Linked DNA regions of Homo sapiens: all the other regions are linked to region 1. A link is a loop called in an ENCODE intact Hi-C map of the cell type or tissue named here. Cell type or tissue: gastrocnemius medialis. All regions are shown on one strand.

Evidence for each region. Hi-C counts contacts between places; a loop is a spot of excess contacts. Peaks named below come from ENCODE experiments on the same cell type or tissue, not always from the same donor. Only the 100,000 strongest peaks of a DNase experiment are listed, where the experiment ranks them.
Region 2: a loop joins it to region 1, with 8 times the contacts of the local background. A loop is called at or near these places in 104 of 110 quality-filtered maps.
Region 3: it touches region 1 in a loop (3-fold over the local background); 3 of 110 quality-filtered maps call a loop at or near these places.
Region 4: a loop joins it to region 1, with 7 times the contacts of the local background. A loop is called at or near these places in 13 of 110 quality-filtered maps.
Region 5: a loop joins it to region 1, with 5 times the contacts of the local background. A loop is called at or near these places in 30 of 110 quality-filtered maps.

Annotation. Positions count from the first base shown.
Region 1 is chr17:27,350,999-27,355,998 of GRCh38, reverse strand. LINC03146 (long intergenic non-protein coding RNA 3146) reads right to left here. Exons shown (of 3, transcript XR_007065677.1): 3 at 2,642-3,509. It overlaps LOC124903958 (a long non-coding RNA gene), which reads left to right and starts at 2,191. Exons shown (of 2, transcript XR_007065678.1): 1 at 2,191-2,267; 2 at 4,251-5,000. It also overlaps the pseudogene SYPL1P2. RefSeq lists silencers at 1,897-2,296, 2,317-2,466. In gastrocnemius medialis, a CTCF peak has its summit at 2,048 (motif pointing left); DNase peaks (open chromatin) are centred at 2,148 and 4,566; H3K4me3 peaks cover 1,719 bases; H3K27ac peaks cover 2,947 bases.
Region 2 is chr17:27,599,570-27,604,569 of GRCh38, reverse strand. KSR1 (kinase suppressor of ras 1) reads right to left here. Exons shown (of 21, transcript NM_001394583.1): 11 at 3,169-3,210; 12 at 682-736. Among named protein-coding and RNA genes, the nearest start is that of LGALS9, 29 kb to the left of the region's middle. In gastrocnemius medialis, CTCF peaks have their summits at 1,230 (motif pointing left), 2,679 (motif pointing right), 4,314, 4,523 (motif pointing right) and 1 weaker place; DNase peaks (open chromatin) are centred at 1,229, 2,689 and 4,549; H3K27ac peaks cover 339 bases.
Region 3 is chr17:27,567,283-27,572,282 of GRCh38, reverse strand. All of the region lies in intron 2 of KSR1 (kinase suppressor of ras 1), which reads right to left. Among named protein-coding and RNA genes, the nearest start is that of LGALS9, 61 kb to the left of the region's middle. RefSeq lists enhancers at 1,728-2,488, 4,242-5,000. In gastrocnemius medialis, CTCF peaks have their summits at 2,625 and 2,825 (motif pointing left); DNase peaks (open chromatin) are centred at 362, 862, 2,812, 4,692 and 1 weaker place; H3K27ac peaks cover 3,358 bases.
Region 4 is chr17:27,494,501-27,499,500 of GRCh38, reverse strand. All of the region lies in intron 1 of KSR1 (kinase suppressor of ras 1), which reads right to left. Among named protein-coding and RNA genes, the nearest start is that of KSR1, 41 kb to the right of the region's middle. RefSeq lists enhancers at 2,688-2,737, 3,478-3,547. In gastrocnemius medialis, no CTCF peak of the experiment used is centred here; a DNase peak (open chromatin) is centred at 4,660; H3K4me3 peaks cover 405 bases; H3K27ac peaks cover 940 bases.
Region 5 is chr17:27,649,532-27,654,531 of GRCh38, reverse strand. LGALS9 (galectin 9) reads right to left here. Exons shown (of 11, transcript NM_009587.3): 11 at 4,972-5,000. It also overlaps the pseudogene NOS2P1. Among named protein-coding and RNA genes, the nearest start is that of LGALS9, 21 kb to the right of the region's middle. In gastrocnemius medialis, CTCF peaks have their summits at 2,718 and 2,924 (motif pointing right); DNase peaks (open chromatin) are centred at 2,918 and 4,411; H3K27ac peaks cover 576 bases.

The DNA of each region.
Region 1 (5,000 bases):
AGACTCCATCTCAAATAACTAAATAAGTAAATAAAAATTTAACAAATAAAAGCAAAACCAATAACCAAAGCCACCAAATTATCAGTGTCCAAAGCAGGTGCAAGGCCACCAGATTGTCCTGAAGCTACCACTGATTAACTGTGATGATGCTTGTTCTGGCATCTTCCTGAAATCGTCCACTGCTTTCCACAGTGCTCCTGTGAACACCGAGGAGGCTCTACCCCAAATGCCTCTTTTCTCCTCGCCCTGTCCTTGAAATGCTCTTATGCGCTTCAACTCTCTTTCCTCAGGATGACTGCTTCCCAGGGAGCCCTCTAGCCCTCAAGCAAACAGGCCCTCAGGAATCTTCCTCTACGGTCCACCAGGGCTGCTCTGACAGGCCTAAATCCTGGAGGAAAATCAGCTGAGGCAGTAATAATAGGTTGGTTTCCTTCCTTCCTTCCTTCCTTCCTTCCTTCCTCCCTTCCTTCCTTCCTCCCTCCCTCCCTTCCTTCTTTCCACTTACTGGGTTCTTACTTTGTGCCAGACACTGTTTTAGGTGCTAAAGATACAGTAGTACACAAAGACAACACACATACACGTATGCAGAATAATGCATATATGTTAATTAATTTCACTTTGCCCTTCCAGTGACACACATAGTGTATACATATATAAAAGCATCATGTTGTATATTATAAATATATAAGATTTTATTTGTCAATTAAAGAAGAAAAGACAACAACAGGGGCCGGGTGCGGTGGCTTACTCCTGTAATCCCAACACTTTGGGAAGCTGAGGCGGGTGGATGGCTTGAGACCAGGAGTTTGAGACGAGCCTGACAGTCTGGTCAGGATTCAACACGGTGAAGCCCTGTCTCTACAAAAAATGTAAAAATTAGCCAGACATGGTAGCACTTGCCTGTAGTACCAGCTACTTGGGAGGCTGAGATGGGAGGATCTCTTGAGCCTGGGGAGGTCAAGGCTGCAGTAAGCCATGATCGCACCACTGCACTCCAGCCTGGGCGACAGAGTAAGACCCTGTCTAAACAAAACAAAACAAACAAACAAGAAACAGACAACAGAACCCCCCTTTCATGGAGCCCAAGCGCTGGTGGACTGTTGCATGCTTGCTGGACACCACTGCTGTAAGTACCTTCCATGCATGAGCTCATTTAATCCTCACAATAAGGTATCGTACTACTGCGTCCATTTTACAGATGAAGAAGCCTGAGGCTCTGAGAAGTTAGGCAACTAGCTTCCTAATGACAATGACTACCATTCATTGAGTGCTTACACTACTGTCAGACACTGGGTGGAGCATTTTGCATTCATTATCTGGGCAGCATGAGAGGTGACAGGTCTGAGGCAGGACAGGTATGATTTCAGCTCTAGCTCACCGTGTGGCCTTGCATGACTTCTTCCATGTGTCTTAAAGGGACGCACTCTTACGTGGCTCTAGGTCTTATGAAATATCTGAAATTTTCAGGCTGAGTGAGTTCCTCTGCCTCCCTGAAACCTGACAGGGAAGGCAGAGGGGACAGGGTCGGGTCCTGAGGACCAGCAGTGGGTGCTGGGAAGCCGGGGTGGATGCGAGGGTGAGGGGCATCTCCCGACACAGCCAGGTCAGCCGGGGGCAGCGCCGCCCAATAAATGCAGGCTCCACGTGCTTCCCAGGTGGAGCCCAAGTGGCCCTCGGATCCTGCTGGTTCCAGGGGCGACCACGCTTCAGGGCCCACAAGTGATGGAAATCGGGGGAATATTGTCTGCAGACTTTGTGCTGAAAATACATACCAGGGGGTGCGGGAGGATTAACACCTGCAAGTCTGTGGGAAACCACGGGCCTGGGGCCGAGCGTCCTGAATTCCAGTCCCCCACTTCTCAGGGTGGGCTGTGCTGCCTTGGTCAAGGCTCGGAACTCAGCTTCCCTATCCGTTACCGTGAGAGCTCTGACTCCCAGCCAGGCTCTCCCCGGGAGAGCGGGACCGCGGCGGCTCTCTGCCCCTCCCTCTTCGCCGGCCCGGGCCGTGGCTGGGGAGGCCCTAGAGGCCCCGGCGGGCTCCGGCGCCCCCTGCCGGCCGAGAAGGGCCGCACCGCGCCTGCGCCCGCTCGCCGAGAGGGGCTGGGAGGAGACCTGGGAGGGCGGAGGCCGCCGCCCCGGCCGGGCCACGCTGGGGGCACGATGATGTCAGCGGAGGAAAGGAAATGAGTCATCACTCCCTGGGACCGTGGGGCGGCCGGGAGCGAGTGTGGAGACGCGGCCACAGGAACCCAGGACAATGGCGGGAAGTAAGAGGAATGTGGGCCTGACTGCAGCCGCGCGCCCCTGACCCCGGACCCCACGGCGGGGAGGAGGCTGGGGCGCAGGGCGGGCCCCGAGGGGTCGGAAGGCGGCCAGAACTCAGGCGGGGTCGTGTGGGGACGGGGTGGCTGGAAGAGGATGGGGACGCAGCCAAGCCCAGGGTGCCCGGCCTGAAGAACAACCCGGGCCGTCTTTCTCACCAAGGATGTTTCCAAAACCTTAGCCGACCCCTTGGCGGTTCCTCCACTTCCCTTAAACTCTACTGAACCTCAGAATAATCCCGGGGGCAGGTTAAAACCCGGATCCCCCGGCCCCACCCCGGAGATTCTGATTCAGCAGGACAAAACTGGGCCTCCATGAATTTGCATTTTTTAAATTATCCTTTTTTATTGAGATGGGGTCTCACTGTGTTGCCCAGGCTGGTCTCAAACTCCTAGACTCAAGCAATCCTCCCGCCTCAGCTCGGCAACGTGCTGGGATTACAGGCATCAGCCAGGATCCCAGCCGGAATTTGCATTTTTAACAAACTCCTAGTAGGGGGTGCTGGGCCAGGGTCCTCAGACCACTCTTTTGAGTAGTGCCACCTTAGAACGAAGTCCTGCTACTTGGCGGACCTAGAACCGTCCTCTGTCATGTGGTTCCTCCAGTCTCACCTGTCCCCACCTCCTACCCCTCACCAGTGTACTAGCAAGACCCAACTACCTGCATGTTGCGGTTCTCTCCTCTGTGTGTTTGCACAGACTATTTCCTTCGATTGAAAGGCCTTCTCTTCACTACGCTGCTGCTCAAACTGTCTGACTTCTACCTGCCCTTTAAAATCTTCTCCATGGGTGTGTCAAAGAGTATAATCAACAGAGTGAAAAAAGCAACCTATAGAATGGGAGAAAATATTTTCAAATCATAGCTCTGATAAGGAATCAATATCCACAGTGTATAAAGAACTACAGCTAGACCATAGAAAATCAATCCTGATTCAAAAATGGGCAAAGGACTTGAATAGGCATTTCTCCAAAGAAAATAAACAAGCGGCCAATAAGCACTTGGGAAGATGTTCAACATCACTAATCTTTAGGGAAACGCAAATCAAAACCATAGTGAGGCCCCCACCATCCTGACTCTCCTTCCTTCCAGAGGATGTTGCCTTCTGGATCCACCTCAACCCTACTCAGGGAGCCGCTCAGCTTCCTCAAGGGCCTGGAGTAGATGGCTTCCATCTTCTCTTTTGCCACCTGTGGAGGTTTTTAAGAGCAAACAGAAATTCAAGTGAATTGTCCTCCTACAGTTACTGACGAAACTATTACAGCTACTTCTGATTATCCATTCAGGTTAAATCAGGCATCATTTCAGTCACCTCCAGGTATTAATGTGTATGATATAAATTGGAAAGTCAAGTCCTCCTAGGAGATGACTGTGCTTCTGCACAATTCCATTACATTTGCAGTCTCTGTCTTCCTGTACTGCATTGCTGTCGTGCTTTATGTTGGTTACAGGAACCTATATCAGGGTAGTCATAAACTTCCCATGATTGGCTTTGTCATTACTCTTGTTGCCATCTTTTGCGATTGGTGAGCACTTCAAAAGCTCGCTTGGGCAAAAGCTCTTGCAGATATTAAAATAACTACTGGTCAAAATATTGTTCAGGAACTTCTGCTTGTAAGAAATCATAATAATGTGTTATTTTGGCTCTGTGACCAGCATGGGATTCCTAAATGTATCTGTGATCTTTGTCTTTCTGAATATGATACTTTGGAGGGGAAATGCTTGGCGTGTGTACAAGTATGAGGAGACCAACTTACACAACCCATCAAATACTTATGCTCCTCATAGCCAAGGAGGTATTCCACCTCCTGCTGGAATGTAATTAAAGGGAGAAACACACTGTATGAAATATATGTCTATATCATGACTTGTTGCCAACATCTTGAGGCACATTATTTGTTTCCAATAAAAGTAATGTTTTTTTTTTTAAGCCACACAATGAGATATCACCTCACACCCATCAGAATGGCTACTGTAAAACAAAAACAGAAAATAACAAGTGTGGACAAGAATGTGAAGAAAGTGAAGCCCTTGTGCAGTTGGAGGGAATGTAAAATGTTCCAGCCACTGTGGAAAACAGTGTCTTCATCTGTTTCCTATTGCTATAACTGAACACCAGAGACTGGGTAAATTATAAAGAAAAGAATTTATTTCTTACAATTCTAGAGGCTGGGAAGTCCTAGGTCAAGGGACTGCATCTGCTTGGCCTCTGGGGAGGGCCTCATGTCATAACATGTCAGAAGGCATCACGTGGGAAAGGGGTGCACTGAGAGCCAAACTGCCTTTAATAACAAACCCAGGCTGGGCACAGCGGCTCATGCCTGTAATCCCAGCACTTTGGGGGAGCAGGGGGTCAAGGCTTGCAGATCACTTGAGGCCAGGAGTTCAAGACCAGCCTGGCCAACATGGTGAAACCTTGTCTCTACTAAAAATACAAAAATTAGCCAGGGATGGTGGCAGGTGCCTGTAATCTCAGCTACTTGGGAGGCTGAGGAAGGAGGATGGCTTGAACCCTGGAGGCAGAGACTGCAGTGAGCCGAGATTGTGCCACTGCATTCCAGCCTGGGTGACAGAGTGAGATTCTGTCTCAAAAAATATAATATAATATAATATAATATGGCACAAAGAATACTAAATAGACCTCTGTACTTGCCCACACAGGTTTAACAAATGTCAACATT
Region 2 (5,000 bases), 250 kb before region 1:
CCTGGCTAGGGGAAAGGCCGCGTGGATAGCATGGCAATAGGCAGGAGGCTGAGGGCCAGACCTGCCCCTTGTGCAGCCTCAGCCTTCCCTAGGCTAACTTGAGGGTGGTGGGGGCTGAGAGGTGGGCAGTGATCCCCAAAGCCCCTTTTCAGATGTGACACTGCTACACAGGGTCTCAGAGCACACCCACAGGACTCGGAATCTGACGGCCTCAACTTGGAAAACCAGCTCTATCGCTTCCTAGCTGTGTGACCTTATGTAATTTCTTAACCTCTCTGGGCTGGCTGTATGTTAAGAATGACACCTACTTTGATACCTACCACCGCGCTGAGGGTGAGATGCGGGAATGTGAGTCAAGTGCTCAGCATGGCCTGGTAGAGAAAGGGCTCTGCACAGGAGCTATTCTTAGGCTTCTCTAACTCCAAATGCCCTCTATCCAACCCGCCTGGGTCCCAAGACTGCTCCAGTTTCACATGCGGCCCCACCCAATGTTGACCGCACTGATAGGAGGCAAATAAAACCCTCTGTGGAGTTCACTTGCCCAGAGGGTGAATGAGCCCAGGGAGTTCTGCATCTGGCTGGCTGGAGATGGAAAGGTGGAGTGGGAGGTGGCCAGGGATATGGATCCAGCCTTAATAATTCCCCAAAGAAGCGAAGGGGACACCACCTAGGGATGCCTACCGGGTACCGTCGGCAGCTTCAGGGAGCGGGGCTGCGTGTGCAAAGGCTGAAATGTCTGGAGGAAACAAAAACCAAACACAAAGCATGAGATTGCTTTCCTCTCCCCAAAGAGACACCGTGCTTGAAACCCAGCACCCCCAGAGAGGCTGATTTTCCCCTGAGTGGACTGCCACATGTTCCCCAGACACTCCCACAAGGACCAGCCTGGGCCCTTCCATAAATTTTGCAAGGACGCAGCCTCCACAGCACCTGCTTCTGCATACACAGCTGTGTCTCAGGAAGGGGCTCTGGGCAGGGGCTCTGGGCAGGGGATCTGGGCAGGTGGGGAGGGTGAGACTTCTCATTACCACCACGCCCCTGTGGCCAAACTGCCCCCCACCAAGCAAGTGGTAAAAGCAAACTGGGCTCTCATTTACTGGACAGGCTGGCTAAAGCTGCTGTTTGGAAGCAGGGGCTGCTTGCAACAACCCTTGAAACTAATGAGATTCCCTCACTTTGGCCAGCAAGGCCGGTGGCAGGACATGCAGGTGGCTCATTAGCGACACCTGGTGGCTGATACAGTTGCTGGGAATTTCCAGCACAGAGGCCCCGAGCCCTCGGCTTCAGGTATGGGTCACTGGTGGAGCAGCTCTCAGGGGAGAGGAAGAAACGCCACATATCAGGGGCCCAAGAGTGGGCAGCTGGGGCTGATCCCTGAGCCTGGGGTGTTCCCAGTTTTGGCGCTAAAAGTCCCACGTCCAGGAAGACCAGAACCAAAGGTTACTCCAGCATGGAACCAAAGTGCTACAGGGAGATTGGTGGCCCCAGGGCCGCCATGGACGGCTCACTCCCCGCTCTTTTCTGCAAAAAGAGAGACAGGAAGTGGCAGTGGCTGAAGCTATCAAAGGCCTCTCTCCTGCCTGTGTGGACAAAGACTCTCCCCGCTCAGCCAAAAGACCTCCCTCGACCTTCTTCTAGGGCTTTCTTCTGCCTTTGAAGGTCATCTGAACCACAGGCTGTCAACATCTCTGGGACCTCACAGACTTGGAGAATCTGATAGAGGCCGTGGGCCTTCTTATCAGGGAAATGCACACATGTGCCCAACATCCTGTGCACAATTTCTGGGGGATCAGAACCTTAGAAGCCTCTACCGGTAAGGCCTCCCCCGGACACAGTGTGTCTGCAGACTACCAGCAGGGGCCTGGCATTTCCACCCATCCCACACTGCTCAAATGTTCCAAAGGAGGCAAACACACACCTAAAGCATGAGGGAAGTAGTAAGAGTTGGGGTGTGGTTTCTCCCCAAACCCCAGATGGGAAGGCAAAATGCCTCTCTGAATCCTCATGCTTTTGCTTAAAAGTTAAGAGTGTATCATGCATTCTGCTCCAAAATGTGTCCACGTTTGCTTTAATAAAAATGTATTTCCTTGCCCTCCCTGTGACATATCTTCGGGGGAAAATGGACCCTTCTGGGAGAAGAGCCATATCTTCCCAATGTTTTGGGGTAATTCCCTGCGTGCATCCTAGAGCTAGTAACCAGGGGAACCACAACAAAAAACCGGTGTGAAACTGCAGAGGCTGCTCAGCTGTTCAGAGGGAGCCTCCGGGAGGCGGGTTCTCAGGGCCCTGACTGCTGCCCTGCACACACCTGAGCAACGCCATATGGATGGTCCTCTAAGGACTCACAGATGCTCCAAGTCAACCCCCTAATGGAGCTGGCTTAGGGAATAGAAAAGCCTGGAGTAACCAAAATACTGTGACTTCAAGACAGTCCTGTTCAATCCAAAAAAAAAACAGCTACAGTCTTTGTTTTAAACACCATTATGCTCATCACCTTCAGTTACAGTAAAAAGCACTGATCTCAAGCACTTTAGGGGCAGGAATGAAAAGGTTGGTACATAGTAAGTGTAGAAAACAACTTTTGCAGAAGGGACTCAATGTATTGACTTACTGAAAGCGTTTTCCTTTAAACTTTCTGCAATAAGGAGGCATTTCCAGCAATGGCCAGCAGATGGCACTGTGTGGTAAGGCACAGAAGGGTGAAGCCCACTAAGAGAAGCCCGCAGACCTTCCCAAATGGGTTTCTACTTCTCTAAGACATTGTGCATAAGATATCCTCCCATCATTGTGCAAGGGAGGATACGGTGACATATGCTCATAAGGCATTAGCAAAAAGTCCTCTCCCCATTCTATAAACCCAGATTCTAGTCCTTCTGCCATCTCCTAGCAGTGTGACCTTGAAAAGGTTGCCTGCAGTCTCTGTGCCAAGAGGCTGGATGGGATGGATTCCAGGGTCCCTCCCAGCAAGAACTTCTCACGTAAGAGGCCTACCACCAGGGCACTTGCCCTGCCCTCTTCCCATCCTCTATGGGCAGTCAGCTCTCAGAACAGGTGGAGGGAGACTCAAGTATCTCCAAAGGTACCCAGAGAGAGGGCGCCCTGCCCAGGTGGGCAGGACAGAAGGGGTCACAGCAAAGGGCAGTTAATGGAACCATGCAAAGGACTCACCTGGAAAGATAAACTGCTGTCTATGATGAATGAAGTAGGCAGCTTTAAACAGAAGAGGAGGTGAGTCACACACACAGAACGGCCAACGCAGGAGGGAGGAGCGGAATTGCAGGTACCGGCTTGGGAGGCAGGGACTTGTTACTGGGCTGGGACAGCCCTACCCCAGATGGACCTGGCAAGGACAGGCCAAACCATGCAGGAAGGAGGAAAAGAGCTGGGAGAAAATGGGCCCTGGCAGGAGTCTGCAGGACTAAAGGGGCTTGCACTGGAGGATTGGGCATTCCAAGACCCCGTCTCCGGTCACCAGCACTCTGTGAAATGCATGTGAGCCCAGAAGGGCAAAATACAATGGGAGAGAAACAGTGATTCTGAAAAGTTTAACAGTGTTATGTACGGAAGAATGGCCTCCTCCCCCTGAGCCCCACCTGTACCTCCAGAGTGTCTCAACCTTACCACTCCCTACCCACATTTTTTTCTCTCTCTCTCATAGGTGACTGAAAAGGATACACTGGGGTTCTGGAAGCTGACAGCATGTTCCAACCTCAATTCTGCCACATAACTAGGCTCTGGGACCTTAGGGAGTTGGCTAACCTCTCCAGCTGTCTCACTGTCAAATGGGGGTGTAAATACAGTCATGTGCCACAGAATGTTGTTTTGGTCAACAAGGGACCACATACATGACGGTGGCCCTAATTATAATGGAGTGGGAAAATTCCTCTTGCCTAGTGATGTGGTAGCTGTGGTAACAGGGCAGCACCATGCATTCCTCACGTGTCTGTGGTGACGCTGGCGGGAAATAATCCACGGAACTACAAGCTGTATAAAAGGATGGCACGCACGATTATGCACGGTAGCATCTTACTTGATAATGAGAATAAACAACTGTATTACTGGTTTATGTATTTACTATATTGTACTTTTAATCATTTTTAAAATTTTTTTTATTTATATATTTATTTTTTGAGACAGAGTCCTGCTCTGTTGTCCAGGCTGGAATGCAATGGCACAATCTCAGCTCACTGCAACCTCTGCTTCCTGGGTTCAAGCGATTCTCCTGCCTCAGCCTCCCAAATAGCTGGGATTACAGGCACCCAGCCCACCACCATGCCTGGCTAATTTTTGTATTTTTAGTAGAGACGGGGTTTCACTATGTTGGCCAGGCTGGTCTTGAACTCCTGATCTCAGGTGATCCGCCCACCTTGGCCTCCCAAAGTGCTGGGATTACAGGCGTGAGCCACCACATCCAGTCTTTTAATCATGATTTTAGAGTATACTTGTTCTACTTACCAAAAAAAAAAAAAAAAAAAAAAAGTTATCTGTAAACTAGCCTCAGGCAGGTCCTTCAGGAGGTATCCAGAAGGTGGCACTGTTATCACAGGAGATGCCAGCTCCATGTATGTCACTGCCCCGAAGACCTTCCGGTGGGACAAGATGTGGAGGTGGAAGACAGTGATATTGATGATCCTGAGGCTGCACAGGCCTAGGCTAGCGTGTGTGTCTTAGTTAACAAAAAAGTTTAAAAAGTAAAAGAAAAAATAAGGATTTTAAAAATAGAAAAAAGCTTATAAAAATTCAAAAAAAAAGTTTTTGTACAGCTATACAATATGTTTGTTTTGGGCTAAGTGTTATTACAAAAGAGTCCAAGTTAAAAAAAATGTTTAAAGATTATAATGTAAAAAAGTTGTAAGCTAAGGTTAATTTATTATTGAGGAGAATATTTTAAAATAAATTTAGTATAGCCTAAGTGTTTAGTGTTTATAAAGTCTACAATAGTGTACAGGAATTCTTCCAGAGCAGCTTCCAGTCCCCTACAAATAAAGAACAATTGACTG
Region 3 (5,000 bases), 220 kb before region 1:
GAATGAGGAGCAGAGTGACAGCATCAGAGATCATTGGCTCCCTGCCTCTGCCTGTCTCTCTCAAACCAGGAGATATGTTCTCCAGTAGGTGGGATTAAGTTATTCTTTCTGATAATAATTGGAGAGCAGGGCCAGTTGAGTGCTGAGGTCACTCCCAGTCTGTGACAATCCAGTCATGTCATTAGCAGGAGACTGCTGGTCTCCATTCTCTCCAGTGGAGGGTGAGGATGGGTTTGGGCAACGTGCTACCCCCTCCCCCAGCAGCTGGCAGAGGCTGGCGTCACAGGCCATGCTGGGTAAGCCGGCAGCTCAGGGCCAGTTAGGTATCAAATGGTATCCAGGGATTTACTAGCAGCCACGGGGCTGCCTGGGGTCTATACTTAGAAACCTGGGCCTGCTGACACTGAGAGGCGCCACACTCCCTGTGGCCAGTCAGGTGGACCAGGAAAATGCCAGGGGCGGCACCGCTGCTGTACCGGCCACGTATACAAACACACTGCACTTCACGCAAGAACACGGGTGAAAGCTGGGTTGAAGGAAGATCAAGAAGCAAACCCAGGCTCTGTGTTTCTGTTCAGTTTTGCATCCCTAGAACATGCCTCAGGCAGTGCTGCTGGAACACAGGTCCATCTGTGGAACCTGGATCACTGGTGTGCATGGGTGATGAAAGGGATCCTTAACCCCAGACCTTTCCCCAGGAACTGGTCAGACCAGAGAGGCCAAAGGTGGGCTCCTAGAGCCCTGTGGGTGGTGACATAGGACCCTGCACATCCCTCTGAGGCCAGAGCCCAGCGGGGCTGGAAGGAGAGAGAGAGAGAGGAGCAAGTGGAGAAGGTTTCTATGGCAGCCCAGGCTGGGAGCCACATGTCTCAAATTGGCAAGGGAGCACCTGACAGATGTTTCTCCTACCTGCACCCACCATTGGGGCTCATGGAGAGGGAGGAGTGAGACTTGGATAGTAACAGTCAGATATTCTGGGAGGCACAGGAAGGGCTGAGGCAAGAGCCCAGGTCAGGCAGCCTCCAGGGGCTTCCACAGAAATCAGCAGAAAGCCTGGGGATGTTGGCTTTGCTTGTGGCCAGTTCCGGGCCCAGCCTCCTCACTACCCCACCCCTGGGAAGCAAGGCAAACAAAACCCCCTCCCAGGAGAGTCAGTTGGTTCCTTGAGGGCAAACTCCCCTCTTAACACCATTCCCTAGAGGCCAACACAGTGAAGCAAAGAGCCAGACTGGGTCCCCGCAATGCCCCTGACCTCGGACAAGTCCCCGCCCCTCTTTGGGCTTCGGATTTCCCATTTATAAAATGAGTGGTTCTGCCTAGAACAAATCAACGGCTCTCAATCCGGGTTGTGCCCTGGAATTTTCCAGGGACTTTAAAAATGAATCGCAATGCTTGGGCCCCACTTCAGACCGGCCAAATCAGAATTTCTGGAGGTGCGGACCATGAGGGCAGACAGGCGTTGGGGCCCAAAGTCTGGCTAAGGCAGCCCAGGACAGAACAGGTCTGGGGATGTCCAGACCAGAAGGCAGATGTGGCCACAGCACGGCTGTGTTCAGGAGGCCACATTCCTTCCACTGAACTCGAGCCCAGCCCAAACTCACAGCTGTCCCAGGAGACGTCCTCTCCTGTGCCCAGGTCCCTGCCTCCCTCTCCACAAAGCAAATAGGGGCTCACAGTAGGGAGCTGGGCTTGAACTGGAACCTTCAGGATTGGCTTCTTCTCACGTATGCATTGGTAAGCCTGGGATTGAAAGCTTGTTTAGAAAGAAGGTACAGTGGTGGGTGTGGAGGAATAGAGGTCAAAGGGGAGAAAGAGATGAGAGGGGTTCAAGAAAGGGCAATAAGCATTTATTACACATGTCCTGCGTGCCAGGCACTGTCAGATGAACCACAGAGGTCAGCACATGCAATCCTCCTAACAGCCTGAGATGGGAGATAAGGCTGAGAGAGGGCGGGTAACTTGCTCAAGGCCACACAGAACAAGGCCATCTCAACCCACCACCAGCCAGCCCTTGTGTCCACTGCCTTGCATTATGAAGTGAGCCCTTTTTCCCAGGGCAGCGTTTATTTGCCACCACTGGCATCACAGGTCACATATGACTTTCCAGACCCCACACCGCTCTATCCCTGGGCCCAGCTAGGGTGAGCTCTGGCAGTGGGGTTTAAAGCAGCTGCAGGAGGCTCCTCCAAGGAGGTCTCTCCATGTTCCCTTTTAATCCCACTTAGCCTCCACTCCAGTCCTTTGGAGGAGGCTGGCACTTTTCAACTCTGCCTGGGACCAGATATCTAGCTTCCAGCTGCACCCGCTGTCACCACAGCCACCACTTTCTCTCCAGGCCAGCCCACCCTCCTGGAAAGCTTGTCCTGTGGCTGCCTCCTTGCTCTCCCTATCAGCGTGGAAAGGCCCCATTCCTCCTTCTATAAATCCAGAGGTATAATACATAGTGTGAGAATAGGCAAACTTTTTCTGAAAGCCACACAGAGTCTCTTCAGCTTTGTGGGCCACATGGTCTCTGTCGAAACTGCTCCACTCTGCTGCTGTGGCACCACCAGAGCCACAGACAACACGTACACAAATGGGTGTGGCTGTGCTCCCATAAAATTTAACTATGGATACTGAAACAAATTTCATGTAACTTTTACGGGTCACGAAATATTCTGTTGTTTTTAATTCCTCCCGCCAGTTCAAAATGTAAAAACCATTCTTAGTTCACAAGGCTCTACAAAAAATAGTGCTGGGCTAGATTTGGCCCAAGGGCCAGAGTTTGGCAACCCCCAAACACATAGCAATGCTGTTGGGCTCCACCTGCTGGTGGCCCTGGGCCTGGCTCCTCCTCCTTTCCCACCTCCCCACCTAACCCCCAGCACACAGTCAGCAGGACAGGCTTGCGGGCACACCCACATCTTGTCACCTTTCTCTGCATCATCAACACACATTTCTAAAACCAGGCTCCTGTGTGAAAATGGCCGGATGTGTCCTGCATTAGAGAAACACACACAGCTACTCCAGCTTTGGGCACTGGTGTGTCCCCCAATTACTCCCAAAATGTAGAGAGGAGATGGGAAGGCTTCTACAGAGTGGGTTTCCCTACTCCCAGGATGTTTTGTAACATTTTACAAAATGCGTGATTGTAAAATTTTAATTCTTTTTAAAAAAAGAAACAGTATTATCCACAAGATCCCACACTAGAACTTGAGTCAAAATGAATACATTAAATTTTTTAAATGTTTAAAGAACATTCAAAAGGAAAAGTGGGTCAGGATGGAACGTGGGAGGGTGAGCCACAGCCAAAAAGCTGCGTTAACCTTGGGTGACACTTGACTTCTAGGGGACTGGCAAATGAGAAAGTCCCGCCCTGCACAAAATAGGGCTATGTGCAGGGGCTAAAGCTGAGGGCCTGGGATCAGAGGCCCTTTCAGGGATGGCAGCTGGCTGAGGATGGGGCTACAGAGGAGGGTAGGGACAGGACGTGCCCCTCAACAGGGACACTATTCCTCTACGGAAGGCAGAGCCCTGACAGCAGGCCTCAGCTGGGACTGTTGCCGGCAAACTGGGATGCGGTAATCCTATGAGGAGGGTGCAGGGTGCTAGGTGTGGCTAGAGATGTAACTCCCCATGGGGGACCCCAGCTCTCCTGGGGGTCAAGGCACTGACAGAACTAAACAGGGGTTCCTGGGTGTGGCCATGTCCCCGGCATCTTTACTGCTCCCCCTCCCCATTCTCCCCTGCTCGGACACACCATTGAAAAAGAGAATGGTCAGACGAGTCCCCTCCTCCTCCACATGCACAGGGCAAGAGCTCGGAATTCAGCCAGTGAGGGCCCTGGTGCCAGAGGGCGTCCAGACTATCAAATAGGCCTCGGGCACCAGCCTTGGAGTCTGGTGGGTCCCTTGTGGGGCCAGAAGCCAAATCACAGATGCCGTCCACCAGAGGGACATGTCCCAGTGTTTAGCACGTGAGGTCTGTCCTTTGGGGTGGTCTGTCCATTCAGATGGGAGATGAGCCAGGCCACAGCAAGTGAGCCCAGAGCTGGAGACAGAAGAACCAGGCTCCTCCGCCTAGGAACAAGAGCTGTCGGGTTTTGGAGCTGCCCCATGGGGGTCCAACTAGGAGACAGGTGTCTCAGGAGCTCCTGCTCCCCTCAGGCAGCCCCTCTGTGGTTTTCCAGAAACCTTGAAAACAACTTCTGCCCCACAGCAGTAACAGGCATCAAAGCTATGGGACCTCAACAGAGACCCTGAGCAGATGGCCGAGGAGAAGCTGGGGAGACCAATGCCACAGCTACCAGGCTCTAGGGGCACGAAAGGGGCCAATGGATCTTCAAGGGGATGGGAAGAAACCCCTTCTCTGCCGAGATCAAAGGCAGGCTCCAAAGGGAACTTAGGGACAATCTAGTCAGCACTCATTTCACAGAGGAGAAAACCTGCCTGGGTCACCCCAAACAATGGTGCCAGGACCAGGATCCAGGTGTCCAGACACACTTGCCAGTAACCAACGCCAGGATATACCATGCCCCCGGGAGGGCGAGCCAGTTTCCAGCACGCATTCCCTGCCCAAGTGCAAAGGTTTCATTCCTTCCAGGTTTTCTGCACTAGTCCAAGAAGGGAGCCAAGGTCAAGATGTCCCTGAGGTCTGCCCTGAGAATCACCTCCCTCTGCCTAAGGGACGCCAAGTCACATGAGTGCCTTGTGGGCCCAGAGCCCTGTGCAATCCAGAAGCAATGCGGCTCTGGGCTCGTGGCCTCACCTGAAGCCTAGCCAGGTCCTAGGCCTCAGTGGCTTAGAAGGTGGCAGATGGGCGGAACTCCTCAAGTCCATGTTCTTGCCCACTCCTACCCACTACAACTTTTTTTAAAAAAGAGACGAGGTTTCACTATGTCAGTCTGGCTGGTCTCAAACTCCTGGCTTCAAGCAATCCTCCTGCCTCGGCCTCCCAAATTGCTGGGATTACAGATGTGAGCCCCACCCCCATTTTGGTGACAATGCACTTTTCTTCTTTTT
Region 4 (5,000 bases), 140 kb before region 1:
AATGAAGCCCAGCCTTAGCAGACTATAGTTTCTGGAATTCACGTTTTCCTAATTTCCCAAAAGCTGGGATAATTTTTGCCCCCTCTGGTTGTCCGGTGCCTTGATCTCCCTTCTTAGCTACTTCAATTGACTGATAAAACCACCCTGTGATGGTAATAACCAGGTTCCCAAGTGCCCAGGAAAATAAGTCCTAGGGGTGGACTTCATTTAAAGCAGACTGTGGTTTCTGCCTCAGTTCCCTCTTGCTCCTGGTTGGATTACACTTGCTGCCCAGGGGCCCAACAGAAAACAGAGAGGCGCTGCTTCCCTCCACCTCCCTGAGTTAATGGTGTATTGCTTGGCTTCTGCCTCAGGCTGATCGCACCCTTGTTCCTCTTGCTCTGAACAAATCTTCAAGAACCCTTCTGATGCCCTTGGCATATCCTGAAGCTGTTAACCCTCCTGGCCCTGCTCTAAAACCAACAGGCTGGTGCTGCTCTCCCACTCACCCTGGCTTACTTGACTTCTAATTCCATTTTTTCATAGAAGTCCTCAAAACCTAACTCAGATCTGAGGGTTCCTCTGCAGCTGCACTCATTTCTTTCAGTGCCTCATGCCGCCCTTTGCTTCTTCCTCAAAGCATTCCCACATGTTCGTTAAAGTTTCCCTAAGAGTCTCCATCAAAGCCAGTGAGTCTCCACCTGCCCACACAACCGCATCACCTGAGGCGCATTTTAAAAATTCCAATGCCCAGGCCCCACCCCAAGATTCCAGTGGGGCTTTGCTAGGGTGGGATCCAGGCCTCAATAGCTTTAACAGTCTCCAGGAAATTCTAATGGCAGCCAGGGCTGGGACTCACAACCTGGGCCACGATCTCAAACACTAGTGTTATCGGGATCACCCTGGGAGAAACAGCGCACAGAGGCCTAGCTGGGTGCAGCAGGGTGGGTCCTCCATCTTCTATAAGCTTCCCCAAGCAATGCTGACAATGACAAAAGTTTGAGAACCACTGGACTGTCCGGAAAGTGGGAGAATTTGAAAAGGAGATTTTCCCCATTGGGCTTTTTACTTGGAAACTCCTGAGCTGTTTCCCTGTGGTTGAAATTATCTAAATAGAATTGTCACATCAAGTTGTGTGTAAGTAGAGTTGGTTGGTCAAGAGCCTTTTTTTTTTTTTTTTTTTTGAGACTGAGTCTCACTCTATTGCCCAGGCTGGAGTGCAGTGGTGCAATCTCGGCTCACTGCACCCTCCGCCCCTCTGCCTCCCGAGTTCATGCCATTCTCCTGCCTCAGCCTCCCGAGTAGCTGGGACCACAGGCGCCCGCCACCACACTCGGCTAAATTTTGTATTTTCAGTAGAGACGGGGTTTCACCATGTTGGCCAGGCTGGTCTCGAACTCCTGACCTCAAGTGATCCATCTGCCTCAGCCTCCCAAAGTGCTGGAATTACAGGCATAAGCCACCGCTCCCAGCCTCAAGAGGCATTTTTAAGGGTAAAATATTACTGCTACTGAAGGAAAAAACAGTATGCACATGCACACACACTCCTCATTTTTGCAGCAAAACCTGTACAAACCTGCCTGCCCATCCCGGAAAGAAACTGCCACCGTGACGGTCTTGCTGTGCACGCACTGACTCTGCCAGACTTTCCAGTAAGATCTCTTTCTCAGTCACTCCTGGAGCTTCCTCACCAATACTGCTGGCCCTCCTTGCTGCACATGTGTTGCTGCAGCCAAACAGGGTTTCTCAAACATGGGCTGTTCATCAAGTCTGGCATATGCCACCAGTACTATTATTTAATATTTTCTCTTAAATCTACTCACTTTTTAAAAAAGAAACTATCTCATTGCCATAAAGGAGACACTAGTATCTGTGCCATACAGAAGATTTCCATAAAAACAAGCATAACTGAAACAAAACAACATTATTATATATTTGGGGCCCCACTGCCTGCAGAAGGCCGGGATCCTGCGGCCTGTTTCCTCCTGGTCCCACTCCTTGCTTTTTAGAAAGGGAGGTCACATTCAGACTTTCTCCTAGAGGCCATTCAAGGACTGAAAGGGGGCTGTAAGGAGACATCTTCTTCATTATGGGGTTTACAGTAATTAATGCAGCCACATCTGGGCACCATCCTTGTCCCAGGACATTTTCCAGAAAGGACTGCAGTACCGACAAGTGAAAGTCACTGGGACAGCTGGTCCCACGATAAGAGGATGAAGCCCACCCTGGCACTGGTTATTCAATCTTCCCCAGCTTCAGCCTCTGTTTCTCTGTATGGAGTTTAAGGTCCTTCACTCACCATCTGGAAGAATGAAATGGGTTACCGATAACATAAACCGCAAGCCCTTTTTGGGAACGTCTGCTGTCTCATATCGCAAAGAGGTGGAAATGAAAGAGCTGAAGACCAAATATCTGCTCATCTGCTGACTTTAATGAGCAGCTCCGCATTCTCCTGCCCAACAGGGAAGGAGGAAAAGCCCACTTACTGCTGCCCCTAGAAAACACCAGAGCAGGAAGGGTCGGATGCTTTCTGCTTACGCAAAAAGAAAGACAAATGTGAGCTTTTAAAACTGAGTGCAATTGATGAAAGCTGAACCTCAGAGTTCTAACCTGCTGGCCCACACTCTCATCTCAGAGGAGGACACGGCAGGGCTGTGGCTGCTAGCAAATTCACTAGCACACGGCCAGCCCCTCGGTATCCCTCCAAGACAGTTTCCATCTTCACTCGGCCTGAAAAGCTAACAGAAGTAAGAGGCCCTGCGTTTGGCAGGTGGCTGCAAATCCTGAGGGCCACTGCCACTGCCTGGCTTGAATGAAGGCTCAGGGCTTAATCATTAACCTGAGATCCCCCAGGATCCCCTTGCTGGTTACCATGGCACATGCAAATTTCCCACAGTCCCAACCCAATTCCTGCGTTCTCAGATTCTCGCTCTGGGGCACAGGAGGCCCAGCTAGGCAAGAAGACCACATGGGGGCCTCCCTTCTGTTGGAAGGGAGGGGAGAGGTGAGGAAAGAGGACCAGAAAATCTGGCTGAGACATATTTCAAATACTTAAAATCAGGCAGAATCAGCCAGCAAGGTGAACAAAATAGAGAAAGGGGGCGGCAAATTATCTAGGTTTTTCTATTCAACTCATGAGTTTCAGGGTTTCTAATTTTAGGGGAAATTGGAGTTTCTATGGCACTCTTATGCCTTCCTCCCTTGCCCCCATCTTATTAAGTGTAATTAGAGACAAACAAAAGCAGCATCATGGCTCTCTCCAGTCACATCTGGGTGGCTGGAGATGAGGCATCTCCCTTAGGCAAACACAAAAACGCCACCCGGGGCCTCACTCTCTTACTCAAAATAAGACTTGTTTCACACTGCAGTTATTAAAGAAGAAACAGGCCTATCCCAGGAACTTGGCCAAAAGAGATTCATAATGCTGGGCCTGACCACTGGCCCATGAGGTCCCAACAAGCCAGATCTTGCGGCGGCTCATGGAGTAGGGGGCAGAACTCAAAACGTTCCAGAAGCACTTACTATCTGCCTGCATAAAGACCCAACCCTAAAGGAGGCTTATGCGCAGTACCATCTCGTCTCTTCTTGGAAGGAAGCACTTTCCAAACTGTTCCCTCTGAGAGCCTAGGGGCAACACTCAAATTTTACCAATTATAATAAGCAAATATGATCCAACTTAAAAAAAATGATTCCAGGCTTTGAAAAGCATGTTTGCACCTGATCAATGACAGCTACAAGTAAACTGAACTGACTGTAGACCCGCCATCAACTCAGGTTCCACAGGGACTGCATGATCGATGAAGCAATGAATGCTCTGTGAGAGCTCGCCCTGTTATTCTGAAATCACAGTGATTAAAATACCCACTTGGCAGTCATGTGTTACCTGGTAGAGACAGCCTTACTGGACAACATTGCTCACAGATTTCAGAGCTGGAAGGGACACGAGAAATGATCTCCAAGCCTCCCTCCTGTCGCCCAACTCCACCTTTGGGGCAGATCAGGGGGCTATATCCCAAGGATACTAAGGGACTGGGCCTAAGTCATCATCGGGGCAGACATGTCCTCCAAGTCCTGGCCCAGGTTGTCCAATGCACCTCACCTCCTCTGTGTGAGGGGTCCCTTGGACTTTTCTTGAGTTAAATAAACACCCACAGTCACACTCACACACAGAGCCTTGTATAAAGACAAGCACACATATAAACTATGCTTTTCTGCCTCCCAAGATGTTGGACAAGGCCAGGAAAGTGCGAGATCAGTATTAGAGGGCTCAGGGGAGGAGGAGAGGAGCAGCCGCTGCATATACCCCCAGAACCCTGTACCACTGAGGCGTGCATTCTTTCAGAAGCCCACAAGCTCCTGTCCTGCTAAAATCAAGTCTGATTTCTCAAGCTTCCTTCCCTGCCCAATGGGTAAGGGCAGAAACCACCTCCTGTGCTGTGCAGAACTCACACCCACTCTGCACACCTGAAGCAGAGCCCTGCCCAGCCGCCCGGCTTACCAGCTGTGCCCACCTGGAACCCGCACTGCCCGGGAGCCCCTTCCCTCTGCCTCTCCAGTCACTGAATGGGAGCAGGATCACCTGGGGCACTTGCTTATGGGCTGAGCCCAGGGACACTGACAGGGCCGCCTCCCAGGCACAGGGAGCCACCCAGCAGGCCACACTGAGTCAGCGGCCAGGGTCCAAAATTTGCTTCCTGGAGAACTTGGAAGGGACACCGCCCAATGGCACTCTCAGAGAAGCTTTCATTCTCACGACGTCAATGCTGAGAGGACTGCCAGGCTGATTGGGAAACAGCTCCATCAAGATTTTTTGTCTAGTTGGTTTTTAAACTGCACAAATGCCAGAAATCTCCTTCCTGCTCTCTACTGCTTTTAAATGTAAATCGAAAGACCTGTTCGTACTTGTCCCCGGAATCCCTAATATCGGTCCCTCTATTAGTCTCTGGGGAAACATTAACTCTGTTGAAGTCGAGGCAGAGGGGGCTGACACCCTGGGTCCATTTAAGGCACTGACCAGGCAC
Region 5 (5,000 bases), 300 kb before region 1:
ATACAGCATAAGCGACAGGCCCGGAGAGGTTCAGGACTAACCTAGGTCACACGCGGGTTAAGCCCAGAGCTTAGCCTGCTGAAGGTCCCCAGCAGGACCCCTGGGACATGCGACTGCCCAGGGAGAGGTGATCCAGGCTGGCTGTGTCAAGCCCAGCAAGACTGGAGGGCGGCCAACGCTTCCACCACGGCCCTCAGACAGGCTCTGCTGCCCCCAGGGCCGCGTTGTCTCCTGAGCCGGAGGTGTCAGAACAGACTCTCGGTCCTCACACATTTGTCCCATCAGGGCACCTCTCGGGTCCAGTGCTCTGTGCCCAGTGCTGGGGCCACTGGGCATCCTGTGTGGAGCAGGAGCAGAGAGTCCCCGACTGACTCCTGGACCTTCTAACTGCGAAGCCCGGGATCCGTACCCTGCAGGGACCTGATGGACAGTCTGCATTGAGAGGCTACCTTTTCCAGAGTATAGACAGAGCCCTGGGCAGGGGGACTGGCTTCACTGATGCTTCTTTGAGGCATGGCAAATTCAGAGACAGTCTGGGATCCCCACTGGATGGTCAGCCCCTCGAGGGCAGGACTGTGTCCAGCATTTATCTCTCTAATCCCAGCCCAGCCCCAGGGGCATCTGTGCGCCTCATCCTAAGCCTGGCCCCATGCAAGGTCCTGGCTGGGAGGGGACTCACTCCTCACCCCTTAGTGCCCTCTCCCCACTTCCCTGAGGACAGCAGGCCTGCCTGCAAGCCTTGTCCCCAGCAGCTGGGGACTGAACCCACCACTTCCTCTGGTTTCAGGTCGATGTTCAGGACATCCTGCAGCAGCAGCTGGCCAGCAAGGTGCTCCGTGTACTCCACGAGGAGCCAGGCCACCTCTATGTTTGCTGGGATATGCGCATGGCCTGGGATGTGGCCCACACCCTGAAGCAGCTGGTGGCTGCCAAGCTGAAATTGAATGAGGAGCAGGTCGAGGACTATTTCTTTCAGCTCAAGGTATAGTAGTGGGTGTGTGGGCTGAAGGTGCCGGCCAAGGGCACAGGCCGTTGGAGCCAGGACCAGGGGTGGCAGGTAGACCCAGGGGAGTCAGGCCCAGAAAAGTTCTGGGCCCCAAGAGAATCTTAGCAGTGGCTGAGATCTGAGCTGGGTGGGCTGTCAGAAGGCCCTACTGCACATCCTGGACCAGTTGGCAGCTTTGAGAAGTCGGGGGAATGTGTTCCATTTTTCCATCTGTAGAATGGGGGCAGGAGAGTCTCCCTGGCCTCTCCCCAAACCCCCCTTTCAGAAAGTATCTGTGTGGCCAAAGCAAGGCTGTGAACACAGGGGAGAGCAAGGCTGCCCCTTGTCAGCCTCGTGTGAACCTCACACTTCTTATTTACACCCAGGCTGGCGTCTGCTCACCCTCATCCCCCCAGCAGGAAGGGCTTGCATTTTATTGATGAAGATAATAGTGATATTTATCAAGGGCTTACACTGGGCATACTACTTGCCAAAGATTCTGCTGTGACATTTTGTTCAGTGCTGCCGAGGATTTTGTGAGGGAGGCACCCCATTTTGCAGAGGGAAGGGGGCCTACGGGGACCACAGCAGTGAATATGAAAGCCTAGAGCTCAGTCTGCCTCTCTGTGGTACCAAAGCCTGTGATTGTCACTTCCATACTCTCCCTAAGACACATTCGTACGTTCAACCAAACATTTTTTGAGCACCTACTATGTGCTAGGGATAGAGCAGTAAATGAATCAGGCAAAAATTCTTTACATTCTACTGGGGCTGACAAACCCAAACAAGGAAGAGCTGTAGTGCTTCAGAGAAAAACAGCAGGAAACAGCCCAGAGAACGCTGGGGAGTGTAATTTTAAATAGGGTGGCCAGGGAAGGCGGAGCTGGAAGGCGGCATCTGAGAATAAACCTGAGATGGTGAGGAGGAGCCCTGTGGATACTGAAGGAAACACTCTGGGCTGTTCTGGAGGGGCAGCAGGTACAAAGGCCCCGGGGGTGGGAGTTAAGCTGGTGTGTTTGAAGAACAGTGAGGAGATAACAGGCATTTCCCCAAATGCGTTGAATGGGTCGGTAGACAGTTGGCATCAAAAAGGTTCCAAGGTCGAATAGCCTGGGACATGCTTAGTTAAGGCAAGGCAAACACGTTGCTTTACTACAAGACTTCTGGAAGCCTTCAGCATGCTGCTGCTCATCAGGACCCTTCAAGGCTGGAAGGAAAGAAAGGATGTGGCATTTCCCAAACATATTTATCTCAGAGCTCACACCTCCTGGAGTATCTTGGGTGGGGGATGAGTGCTGGGCAGGAAATGGGTATGCTAAGTAAAGCTTTGGAGATGGTTAGAGGGCCCGCACCAGAGCAGGTGCTGAGGGCCGTTAGAGTCTAAACCAGATTCAAGCACAATCTTAGTATGACAGTTGGGAAGACAGATGGCTCATGGAGGTCCATGTGATAGGGAAGCTGGGCAACCCCGGGGGCTCATCCCAGCCTGGACTTGACACTTTGGTCTCTGTTTCCACCTAAAAGAGCCAGAAGTGCTATCACGAAGATATCTTTGGTGCTGTATTTCCCTACAAGCAGACAAGGCGGCAGTGCAGCCCAGGAGCCTGGAGATGTCAGCGCTCTGACGGCCCGTAGGAGGGGTTAAAGCTGCCGGCACAGAACTTAACCACGGAGCCAGCTCTGCATTATCCGAGGTCACAGGGCCTGGGGAGATGGAGGAAAGTGATATCCCCCAGCCTCACATCTTATTTTTTCACTTCATTCCCCATCAAGCCCTTTACTTGACCTCCTACCAAGTAGCACCCTGGATTGATCAGAGCCTCCTCTCTCAAGCTGGGGCCTTCCTGGTCCCTTGGAGACGAAATCTTCAACGCCAGGCCTGGCAAGTGGGTGAAAGATGGAACCCGCTGCTGAGTGCACCACTTCAAGTGACCACCAGGAGGTGCTGTCACACCACTGTGTATTTAACTGCCTTGTGTACAGTTATTTATGCCTCTGTATTTAAAAAACTAACACCCAGTCTGTTCCCAACGGCCACTTGGGTCTTCCCTGTATGATTCCTTGATGGAGATATTTACATGAATTGCATTTTACTTTAATCACACTGTATGTGTGTGTGGCGGGGGAGGGGGGTTGGGGGCTGTTTTGTAGGGAATGTGGCCCTCAGTTATACAGAGTGGGGAGCTGGTGGGTGTCGCAGCCTGGACAGATCCCCCACAGAGGGACAACCCAGGCAGGCCATGGCTCCTCTGAAATGGCTGCCAGGTGTGACAGCAGAAGATGGAGCTTCGTTGCTTGTCCAAAGACCTGTGGTAGGGCAGGGGGCACAGGCCTGCCTCCCTCACAAAGGATCTGAAACGGGGTCTGGCGTGGGTGGGATTCTCACATGAGGCCAGCGCTTCTGGGAAGGCCTTGAGCTTCTTCTTAGACACTGTCTTAGCGTTTTGCTCTGGGGCCACCTGTCCCATGTGAGTTTGTCTCATACGGATGTGGTCCCTGGGAAGGCAACATGTCGAGGCAAGTGTGGGCCACAGCATCCTCGTCTGAGGGATTGGGGACCCTCCCGGGTTTGGAGCTGGCCAAGGAAGGCTTCTTAAGAGACTGAGCCCCATTTCCTTCTCCTGGTCAGAACCAAGGAAGGAGCTCAGCAGGGGACGCTGGGGTCCTAGCAACACACGGCTCCCAGCTCGGGTTTGGTGTCTGCCTCCTGGCCGCCCTAGCCGACTTCGCCCCTCTCTCTCCCCTCCCTCTTCTAGCAGCAGAGTCTCAGGTGGCAGGAGAAGGTGTAGTGTCAACCTCAGGCTCCAGAAAAGCTCTGTGCCCTGCGCGACAGCCGTGCATCTCAGCAACACAGCCAGGAGTCCGCTCCCGGACCGGGGCTTCTCAGGTTTGTGTTTTTGTTGTTGTTGTTGTTTTGTTTTGTTTTTAATTTTGAGACGGAATTTCACTCTTGTCACCCAGGCTGGAGTGCAATGGCGCATTATTGGCTCAATGCAACATCTGCCTCCTGGGTTCAAGCGATTCTCCCCCCTCAGCCTCCCGAGTAGCTGGGATTACAGGTGCCCGCCACCACACCCGGCTACTTTTTTTAAATTATTATTATTTTTAGTAGAGACGGGGTTTTGTCATGTTAGCCAGACTGGTCACAAACTCCAGACCTCAGATGATCTGCCTGTCTCGGCCTCCCAAAGTGCTGGGATTACAGGCGTGAGCCACCATGCCCAGCCGGCTTCTCAGCTTTAATGTGTGTGTCTCACCTGGGGTGTTGTGAAAACGAAGGCTCTGATCTCTCAGGTAGGTATGTGTGTGTGTCACGGGGCAGGGGGGCGGTGCGCGGGATGCCGCGTTTCCAACAAGCTCCCAGTTGCTGCTGGTGCTGCCAGCTCCGAGGACTACACTGGGGCCTGAGGAACTGGATTCTTGCTGAGCCAAGCAGGATGTGTTGGCATCACGTGGACGCGGAGCTGGGCTGTTGGGCAGTGGCCCAGTGGCTGGCAGAACCCCACACATGAACACTGAGCCACTTTTCCCACGCAAGCCCTAACCCCTAATGCCGGGGAGACCCACAATGGAACACACACCCAGACGGTGCTTCGGATCAGCTTCTCCTGACCCCCCTCCCCAAGCCACCTCCTCCCACTGGGACGCCAGGTCTGAGGAGGCAGCTCTGACCCTGCTGTGGCCCTCACAGGCTCTGCCCCAGCCCCTCTCCCATCTCGGAGGCATGGGGCTGTTTCCTGGTGTCCCCCATTACCACCCTTCCTGTGTCCGAGACTCCTGCCCAAAAGGCTAGAGCCCCAGCCTGCTTTCTCCAACACCCTCGTGGGATTTGCAAGAGACCCTCTGGGAGGAGGTGTGAGGTCAGGACCCCCTGCCCAAAGGGAGTCCATGCTTTCCCATCCCACTCCTCTCAGCAGCACCCCCGCCCGATTCCACAGACTCCAAAATGTCTCCAAATGAATTAAAGAAGCCATGGTCAACCCACATGAATGTGCCAACAAGCATTTTCATTTCT